Linked DNA regions of Homo sapiens: region 2 is linked to region 1. Evidence: read pairs that join two places in POLR2A ChIA-PET (ENCODE). Cell type or tissue: OCI-LY7. All regions are shown on one strand. Each heading gives the region's core, and the rest is flanking DNA. Links, peaks and the distances in the headings are about the cores only.

Region 1 (4,400 bases), core at 188-4,187:
TTTAAAACAATTATGATAATTCGCATGTAAGATTCACCATTTTAAAGTTTACATTTCTGTGGTTTCAGTATATTACAGGTCATACGACCGTCACTACTACCTAATTACACAACATTTTCATCAACCCAAAAAGAAACCCTTTACTGATTAGCAGTCATTCTCCATTTCTCCCTCCCTCAATCCCTGGAAACCACTTATTTACTTTCTGTCTCAATGGATTTGCCTATTCTGTATATTTCATATAAATGGAGCCATGCAATTTGTGGCTTTATGTCTGCTTCCTTTCACTTAGCATAATGTTTTCAAAGTTCATCTACGTTGTAGCATATATCAATACTTCTTTCTGTTTTGAGGCTGAATATATTCTGCTGTGGCCAGGCATGGTGGCTCACACCTATAATCCCAGCACCTTGGGAGGCCAAGGCAGGCAGATTGCTTGAGCTCAGGAGTTCAAGACCAGCATGGACAACATGGTGAGATCCTGTCTCTACAAAAAAACACAAAAATTACCTGGGCATGGTGGCGCACGCCTATAGTTGCAGCTGCTTGGAGGGCTTAGTTGGGAGGATCACTTGAGGCTGGGAAGTCGAGGCTGCAGTGAGCCAAGATCGTGCCACCACACTATAGCCTGGGGGACAGAGTGAGACCATGTCTCAAAAAGAATTAAAAATATATATATTCAATTGTATGGATATGCCACATTTTGCTTATCTACTCATCAATTGGTGGACATTTGGGTTGTTTCTACTTTTTGACTGTTGTGAATGATACTCCTGTGAACATTCCTGTGCAACTTTTGTTGTGGACATCTTTTCATTTCTCTTGGGTATCTATATAAGAGTACCATTGCTAGGTATCTTCGTCTGTTTGGGCTGCTGTTAACAAAATGCCTTAGACTGGGTAATATATAAAGAACAGAAATTCATTTTTTCACAGTTCTGGAAACTGGGAAGTCCAAGATCAATTCACCATGAGATTCAATGTTTGATGAGGGCCGGGCACAGTGGCTCACACCTGTAATCCCAGCACTTTGGAAGGCTGAGGCGGGAGTTTGAAACCAGGCTGGCCAACATGGTGAAACCCCATCTCTACTAAAAATACAAAAATTAGCCAGGAGTGGTGGTGCATGACTGTAATCTCAGCTACTCGGGAGGCTGAGGCAAGAGAATCGCTTGAATCCGGGAAGCAGAGGTTGCAGTGAGCTGAGATTGTGCCACTGCACTCCAGCCTGGGTGACAAAGTGAGACTCCAGCTCAAAAAAAAAAAGAAGTTTGATGAGGGCTTACTCTGCTTCAAACGTGACACCTCTTGCTGTGTCCTCACATGGCAGAAAAGGCAAGGGGGATCCCTGAAGCCTCTTTTATAAGGCACTGATCCCCCTCATGATGGCTCTGCCCTAATGATTTAATCACCTCCTTAAGGCTCCAATCATACTATGACATTGGCAGTTAAGTTTCAACATACGAATTTTGAAGGAACACATTCAGACTATATAGCACAGTTGATAAACTGCCAGACTGTTTTCAAAAGGAACTGCACGATACTACATTCCCACCAGCAGTGTATGAGGCTTTTAATTTCTCCATATCCTCATCAACACTGTTTCTTGTCTTTTTCATTATAACTATCCTACTGGATATGAAGTGGTATCTCTTTGTGGTTTTGATTTGCATTTATCTGATGACTCATGCCATTGAGCATCTCTTCATGTGTTAGTGACCATTTGTATATATTCTTTTTTTTTTTTTTTTTGAGACAGAGTTTCACTCTTTTACCCAGGCTGGAGTGAAGTGATATGACCTCAGTTCACTGCAAACTCCGCCCTCCAGATTCAAGCAATTCTCCTGCCTCAGCCTCATGAGGAGATGGGATTACAGGCACCCGCCAACATGACTGGCTGATTTTTGTACTTTTAGTAGAGACGGGGTTTCGCCCTGTTGACCAGGCTGGTCTTGAACTCCTGACCTCAGGTGATCTGGTCCACCCGCCTCGGCCTTTCAAAGTGCTAGGATTACAGGCGTGAGCCACCGTGCCTGGCCCATTTGTATATATTCTTGGTAGAAGTGTCTATCCAAATCATTTGCCCATTTTTACATTTTACATTGGCTTGTCTTTTTTTTTTTTTTTTTTTTTTTTGAGACAGGGTCTCATTCTGTTGCCCAGGCTGGAGTGCAGTGGTGCACACTGCTCACTGCAGCCTCTACGTCCCAAGGCTTAAGAGATCCTCCCACCTCAGCCTCCTGAGGAGCTGGGACAATAGGCATGTGCCGCTACGCCTGGCTAATTTTTTATTTTTTTGTAGAGACAGGTGGTGAGAGGATGGGGGAGCTCTCACTATGTTTCCTAGGCTGATCTTGAACTCCTGGGCTCAAGTGATCCTCCCACTTCATCCTCCCAAAGTGCTGGGAGTAGAGACGTGCACCATGGGGTCAACTCTTTTTTAAAAACTCAAACATTAAAAATGAGCACTAGTAGCAAAGCCTCCCTCCCCAGAATGGTGCACTCCCAGTCTTCCACGGCTCTCTGATTCTGGCAGGTTTCACTTCCTTCCCTGCCCACCTTAAAGTTGAACTCACTGGCAAGGAGCTCCACTTCCATCCACATTATCTCAGTACCCATAAGTTTGCATTTATACTCTGTTGATTTTTTTTTTTTTTTCATATCTCCTGAAGCGGTCTCTGGCCACAACCGGCTGCCTGGACTATCTAAGTTTCTCCTGCCATACCAATTATTATTTTCCTTTTGTGCTCTGGTTACAAAGTGGCATAGGTTTTCCGTGGTCTGCCCTCACACTACTTTTCCTATAAGTCCTATTAATTTCAGTGCACACAATTTTGCAGGATGTGACGTTTTTCATGAATGCATACAGCATATTATAGCATAAATGCCTAAATTTACATTTTAATCAGGGATTTTGGAGATATGGGATTCATGCAAAGTGGAATCTTCAGTTACAGTGGCAAGACAATGAGATAGGGAACTTATTTATTTATTTGAGACAGTCTGGTTCTGTCACCCAGAGTGTAGTGCAGTGGTGCTATCTTGGCTCACTGCAACCTCTGCCTCTCAGGCTCAAGCCATCCTCCCATCTCAGCATCCTGAGTAGCTGAGACTACAGACATGTGCCACCATGCCTGTCTAATTTTTGTATTTTTTTTGTAGAGATGGGGTTTCACCATGTTGCTCAGGCTGGTTTTGAACTCCTGAACTCAAGTGATTTGCCCCCACTTGGCCTTCCAAAATGTTGGGATTACAGGTGTGAGCCACAGTGCCTGGCTGAGAAATTTATTTTTCCCTCTCTAGAGAGAAAAATTTAGATAAACAGAAGCTTTAGGTGTCCCTTAAATTTCATTTTAAAGCTCTTCCCAGGCCGGGCATGGTGGCTCATGTCTGTAATCACAGCATTTTGGGAGGCCAAGGCAGGAGGATAGCTTCAGGCCAAGATTTTGAGACCAGCCTGGGGAACAAATAGAGTTTCTGTCTGTACAATGAGCACATATAGTAAAATTGGAATGATACAGAGAAGATTAGCATGGGCCCTGCACAAGGATGACACACAAATTCGTGAAGCGTTCCATTAAAAAATAAAAAAAGAAAAAAATAAAGGTGTTCTCCTACTCCTCTTTAAGGAAGGGCTAGTTTAGTCTGAGCCTTAAAATTTTCTTTTTTTTCTTTTTTTAAACTTTTTTGGTATATTCGCAGAAAATGATTATTATTAATAATCAAATAATTATTTTTGGTTTGTTTTGTTTATTGTTTTTGTTTTTATTTTTGCTTTTTTGAGACAGATTCTTGCTCTGTTGCCCAGACTGGAGTGCAGTGGTGCGATCTCGGCTCACCACAGCCTCCACCTCCCAGGTTCAAGTGATTTTCATACCTCAGCTTCCCGAATAGCTTACAGGCATGCACCACCATACCTGGTAAATTTTTTGTATTTTTAGTAGAGACGGGGTTTCGCCATGTTGTCCAGGCTGGTCTCGAACTCCTGAGCTCAGGCAATCCGCCCACCTCAGCCTCCCAAAGTGCTAGGATTACAGGCATGAGCCACCACACCCAGCCAATAATCACAATAGTTAATAAGCCTCAGTCCACCATGTGTCCCAGTCCTCATGTTGTTGCTGGTGCCCTGTCCTCCGCTGGGTGGTCACTGCAAATCCCTGAGGCCATTTAGCTCTGGTTTAGCCAGCCCCTCAGTTCCTCTCCAATCACAGTCATGTGCTTTTCACAACCTGCTTAGTAAAATGTGTCCCTTTTTATTGTCTTTTTCATTATAACTATGCTAGTGGCTATGAAGTGCTTAGTAAAATGTGTCCCTCTGGTTAGGACTTTGCAAACTTGAGTGTTCTCAGAATCCCATGGAGGGCTTGCCCACACATAGATTCCAGGTGCCACCTGCAGAG
Region 2 (4,400 bases), core at 270-4,269, 370 kb before region 1:
CTTCTTCTTCCAGTGTGGCTCAGGAAAGCCAAAAGACTGGACACCCCTGCATTAGACTATTAATAAGCAGTTCTTATTTCTGAAGAAGCTTTGGGTCATATTCTTCTCTCCTTTTTTTGGCCTGATCTACTGTAGGTGAACATTTGTAGATTAGCTGGTTCCCCTTCATTCCTTCTCTTCTGAAATGTGTGGTAAAGTAAAAATGCCTAAGGCAATAATTTGTGGATAAAAACGGCTGCACATGAAAAATAATTGATGTGGTTTAAAAATTACTCTGAGGTGGAAAATAAAATGCCTTTTCAACCTACACTCTAAAAAGAGTACTAAAGCTAATTCTTTATAAATCATGGAATGGAAGCAAAGAAAGACACATTTTTGGGTAGTCAATCAATTTTAAATAAGGAGAGTTTTTAAATTTTGTATAAAAAATTAAAAAATGTTCAGTTCCCTAAAAGGACATAGCTGAAGATGAAGAAAGTCTTAACTACACCCTTAGCAATGTGAGTTTAATGTTTTCTATAATTATAAATATGAAAGCTGATCACTTTGGTTTCTTTATAAGTTAATCATTTTAAACATCACACACCAGGGCCTGTTGGGGGCTTGGGGGCAAGGGGAGGGAGAGCATTAGGACAAATAACCTAATGCATGTGGGGCTTAAAACCTAGATGACAGGTTGATAGGTGCAGCAAACCACCATGGCACATACAAATGTATGTAACAAACCTGCATGTTCTGCACACGTATCGCAGAACTTAAAGTAAAATTTAAAAATAATAATAATAAGTTAACCTTTTTTAAAAAAATGCCTTTGTAGTTTTAGCTTTTTTCTATTATGTCTCTGCAACTTTCCTGGGAGTGACCCAAACGCAAACATTCTCTGCTTATGGTACTTCCCAAGGTGCTCTTGTCACTGTAGTGCTGCCCCAATGCCACCTACACCTGGCCTGCATGTGTGTTTACGATGCTAAACATTGGGATGGGACTAGAAGGTTCAACAAGATACATCAACGTGACACAGATACTATTTGATTGATTTTTTTTCTTCTTATGTAGATCTATATAGAGCCATCCTTTCTAAACTTATAAAAGTGCTTTTGTTTTAGTCACTTATTTCTTCATCTGAAATTCTTTGCTCTAGAACAGGGGTCCCCAACTCCTGGTCCGTGGCCTGTTAGGAACCAGCCTGCACAGCAGGAGGTGAGTGGCCGGCCAGCATTACCACAAGAGCTCCGCCTCCTGTCAGATTAGTGGCAGCAATAGATTCTCATAGGAATTCAAACCCTATTGTGAACTGCACATGCAAGGGAGCTAGGCTGCAGGCTCTCTATGAGAATCTAATGCCTGATGATCTGAGGTGGAACCGTTTTATCCCAAAACCATCCCCCCACCGACCCCGTCCATGGAAAAATTGTCTTCCGTGAAACCAGTCCCTGGTGCTAAAAAGATTGGAGACTGCTGCTCTAGAAGATGCACTTGTTAAGAGAATTCTAATTCCTTGGTTTTTTTTATTTAAAGAATGAGTAATATTTTTTAAAGTCCAATACTTTTCTTTAAAAGGAAATTAAGCAGGAAATAGGAAAGAGTTTAGTCATTATCCTTTAAATTGCTGTATCTCATAGCTAATTCACACCAGAAGCCTAAAAATTAAGCAGCATTAAAATGTGATCATTCACTAGCATTTTTCACTGCTTGATTTGAGGCTGTTGTTAATTTCAATACTCATAGTGGTAGCTAAGCATAAAAATTAAAAATATATACATGTATTTTAAAAAATCTTTAAGCTTTATGATTTATGATATTTAGCAGTGTCTGTATATAAAGATAAAAATAGTCTAAGTATGTATCATATTTGTTATAGCCTAATAGTTTACTTTGTTAGTGAGGGAATTTACTAGTCAATTATATAAACATTATAATTGAAGCCTATGCATGGATTTTGAGAAAAGAAATAGGCTGAGATAATGAAAGGCAGTGATCTTAACTAAACATCTAAAGATTAAAATAGAATTAAAGCAATAACTACAATATATTACAATTAGCAATAACTACAATATATTACAATTACAATATACTACAATATATTACAATTAAAGCAATAACTACAATATATTAAAATTAGGCTGACATAAAGCCTTTAATTTCAACCATGTAATATTCAGCCATGTAAAATAAGTATGTTAAATAAGTATTAAATATATTTTGGACATTTAGAGTAAGGAAATGTAAATGTTTCTCTATGAACATTTTACTAATAAACTTGTAAAAATCAACTGGCAAAATATATTTTCTTAACTATATGGAAAAAGTATAAAAGAAACAACTTATATAAGTACATACTATGTGCAAGACACTCTTCCTAGAACTTTATGTGCAATGATGACTCATTTAGTCCTTGATATGGTTTGACTCTGTGTCCCCACCCAAATCTCGTCTCGAATTGTGATCCCCACGTGTGTAGGGAGGGACCTGGTGTGAGAGGTGATTGGATCATGGGGGCGGATTCTCCCATGCTGTTCTCGTGATAGTGAGTGAGTTCTCAAGAGATCTGATGGTTTAAAAGTGTGTGGTGGTTCTCCCCGCTCTCTCTCTCTCCTGCTGCCCTGAGAAGAAGGTCCCTGTTCCCGTTTGCCTTCCACCATGATTGTGAGATTTCTGAGGCCTCCCAGTCATGCTTCCTGTTACGTCTGTGGAACTGAGTCAATTAAACCTCTTGTCTTCATAAATTACCCAGTCTCAGGTAGTTCTTTATAGCAGTGTGAGAACAGACTAATATAGTCCTCATAAGAAATCTCTGAGAGAAATACTCGTAGTATCCCAATTTACAGATGAGGAAACTGAGGCATAAAGAAGATAGATAATTTGCCCAAAATCACTCTGCTAGTGAGTGGGATTCTAACCTAGAGTTAGAACATGAGCGTCTAGGCTCCTAATCATTTCACCATTCTGCTTTTGCAGCATGATCAGTAATCTTTTAATTCACTTTGGTTAGAGCAATTAAAAATGTCTGGTTAAAATAACAAATTATGGTGAGTTAGTATTATTACATTATTACTATCACAACATGGAATTACCCAAATAAGTTGTATAGAATTTTTAAAAATATGAGTACATTGCTGGACGTCACATCCTTAGGCTTCAGGAACTGAAGACACATTGCAATTTACTCTAGGCTAATTAGCAAAAAAGAAAAAAAGCACCACTGCACCTGGTAGGAAAAAGATAAATAATAGTTAATTTTTATTAAATGCGTATGATGTGTCAAGCATTATTCTGAGTGCTTTAATTAATGTATTTAATCCTACCACAATCTTCTAAGATATGTGTTATTATTACTCCCATTTTATGAATGAGGCTTAGTGGGAGTAACATGTTCACCCTGCCCTCTCCCTCCTCTATTCTTCATTGTTGGAGAGTTCAGAATCTTGGTTGTTTTCTTGTTTTTTACTGGTGGGTGATTTTAAAATTTTTAGGTGGCTTTTGCTGGTAAAGAAAGTTGCAACCTTTGGTTAAAGACTGAGTTGAGGCTGAGCGCAGTGGCTCACGCCTGTAATCCCAGCACTTTGGGAGGCCGAGGCAGGCGGATCACAAGGTCCGGAGTTTAAGACCAGCCTGGTCAATGCATTGAAACCCCTTCTCTACTACAAAAATTAGCCGGGCGTGGTGGCATATGCCTGTAGTCCCAGCTATTCAGGAGGCTGAGGCAGAAGAATTGCTTGAACCCAGGAGGCAGAGGTTGCAGTGAGCCAAGATCATGCCACTGCTCTCCAGCCTGGGTGACAGAGTGGGACTCCGTCTCAAAAAAAAAAAAAAAAAAAAAAATGAGTTGAAGGATAATTGCTGCTTCATGACAGAATTTTAAGAAAATGGCTTTGAAGGCATTTTGCTTTCTGCCAGTAGTGTTACTACTGCATGATCTGGTTTAGTACAATAATAATGACCAGGAGCTCTGGCATCTAATTTTTCAAATCCTGGCTCTGCCTCTGTCTTAGAAGCAGAGGTTCCTGTTCCTGCTGCTATAACAAAATACCTTACACTAGGTAATTTATAAACAACAGAAATTTATTCTTCATAGTTCTGGAGGCTGAAAAGTCCACCATCAAGGCAGCAGCAGATTAGATGTCTGGTGAGGGTCCCCTCTCTGCTTCAAAAATCACACCTTCTCAAGAAATCCTCCCATGGCAGAAGGGTGTGAACAGGGCAAACAGGCTTTCTCCAGTACTAAGGGCACTAATCCCATTCATGAGGTGACTCAATCACCTTCCACCTCCTAATACCATCACCTTGGGGGTTAGGTTTCAACACATGAATTTTGGAGGAACACAAACATTCAGACTATAGCAGCCTCTTCTTAGGTGATCTTGTGCAATTTCTTGAATGGATTATACAGAAACATCCCT

The links. Peaks named below come from ENCODE experiments on the same cell type or tissue, not always from the same donor. Only the 100,000 strongest peaks of a DNase experiment are listed, where the experiment ranks them.
Region 2: POLR2A ChIA-PET joins it to region 1 with 6 read pairs; 2 of 35 experiments call an interaction of 5 or more read pairs at or near these places.

Annotation. Positions count from the first base shown.
Region 1 is chr12:95,437,921-95,442,320 of GRCh38, reverse strand. The region is part of intron 3 of LOC107984545 (a long non-coding RNA gene); the gene reads left to right. It also overlaps the pseudogene RNU6-735P. Among named protein-coding and RNA genes, the nearest start is that of METAP2, 34 kb to the left of the region's middle. In OCI-LY7, for the core only: CTCF peaks have their summits at 2,143 and 2,351; DNase peaks (open chromatin) are centred at 1,620, 2,280 and 2,540; H3K4me3 peaks cover 2,150 bases; H3K27ac peaks cover 3,338 bases.
Region 2 is chr12:95,806,378-95,810,777 of GRCh38, reverse strand. The region is part of intron 2 of SNRPF-DT (SNRPF divergent transcript); the gene reads left to right. All of the region lies in intron 1 of LINC02410 (long intergenic non-protein coding RNA 2410), which reads right to left. Among named protein-coding and RNA genes, the nearest start is that of LINC02410, 5.5 kb to the right of the region's middle. In OCI-LY7, for the core only: no CTCF peak of the experiment used is centred there; no DNase peak of the experiment used is centred there.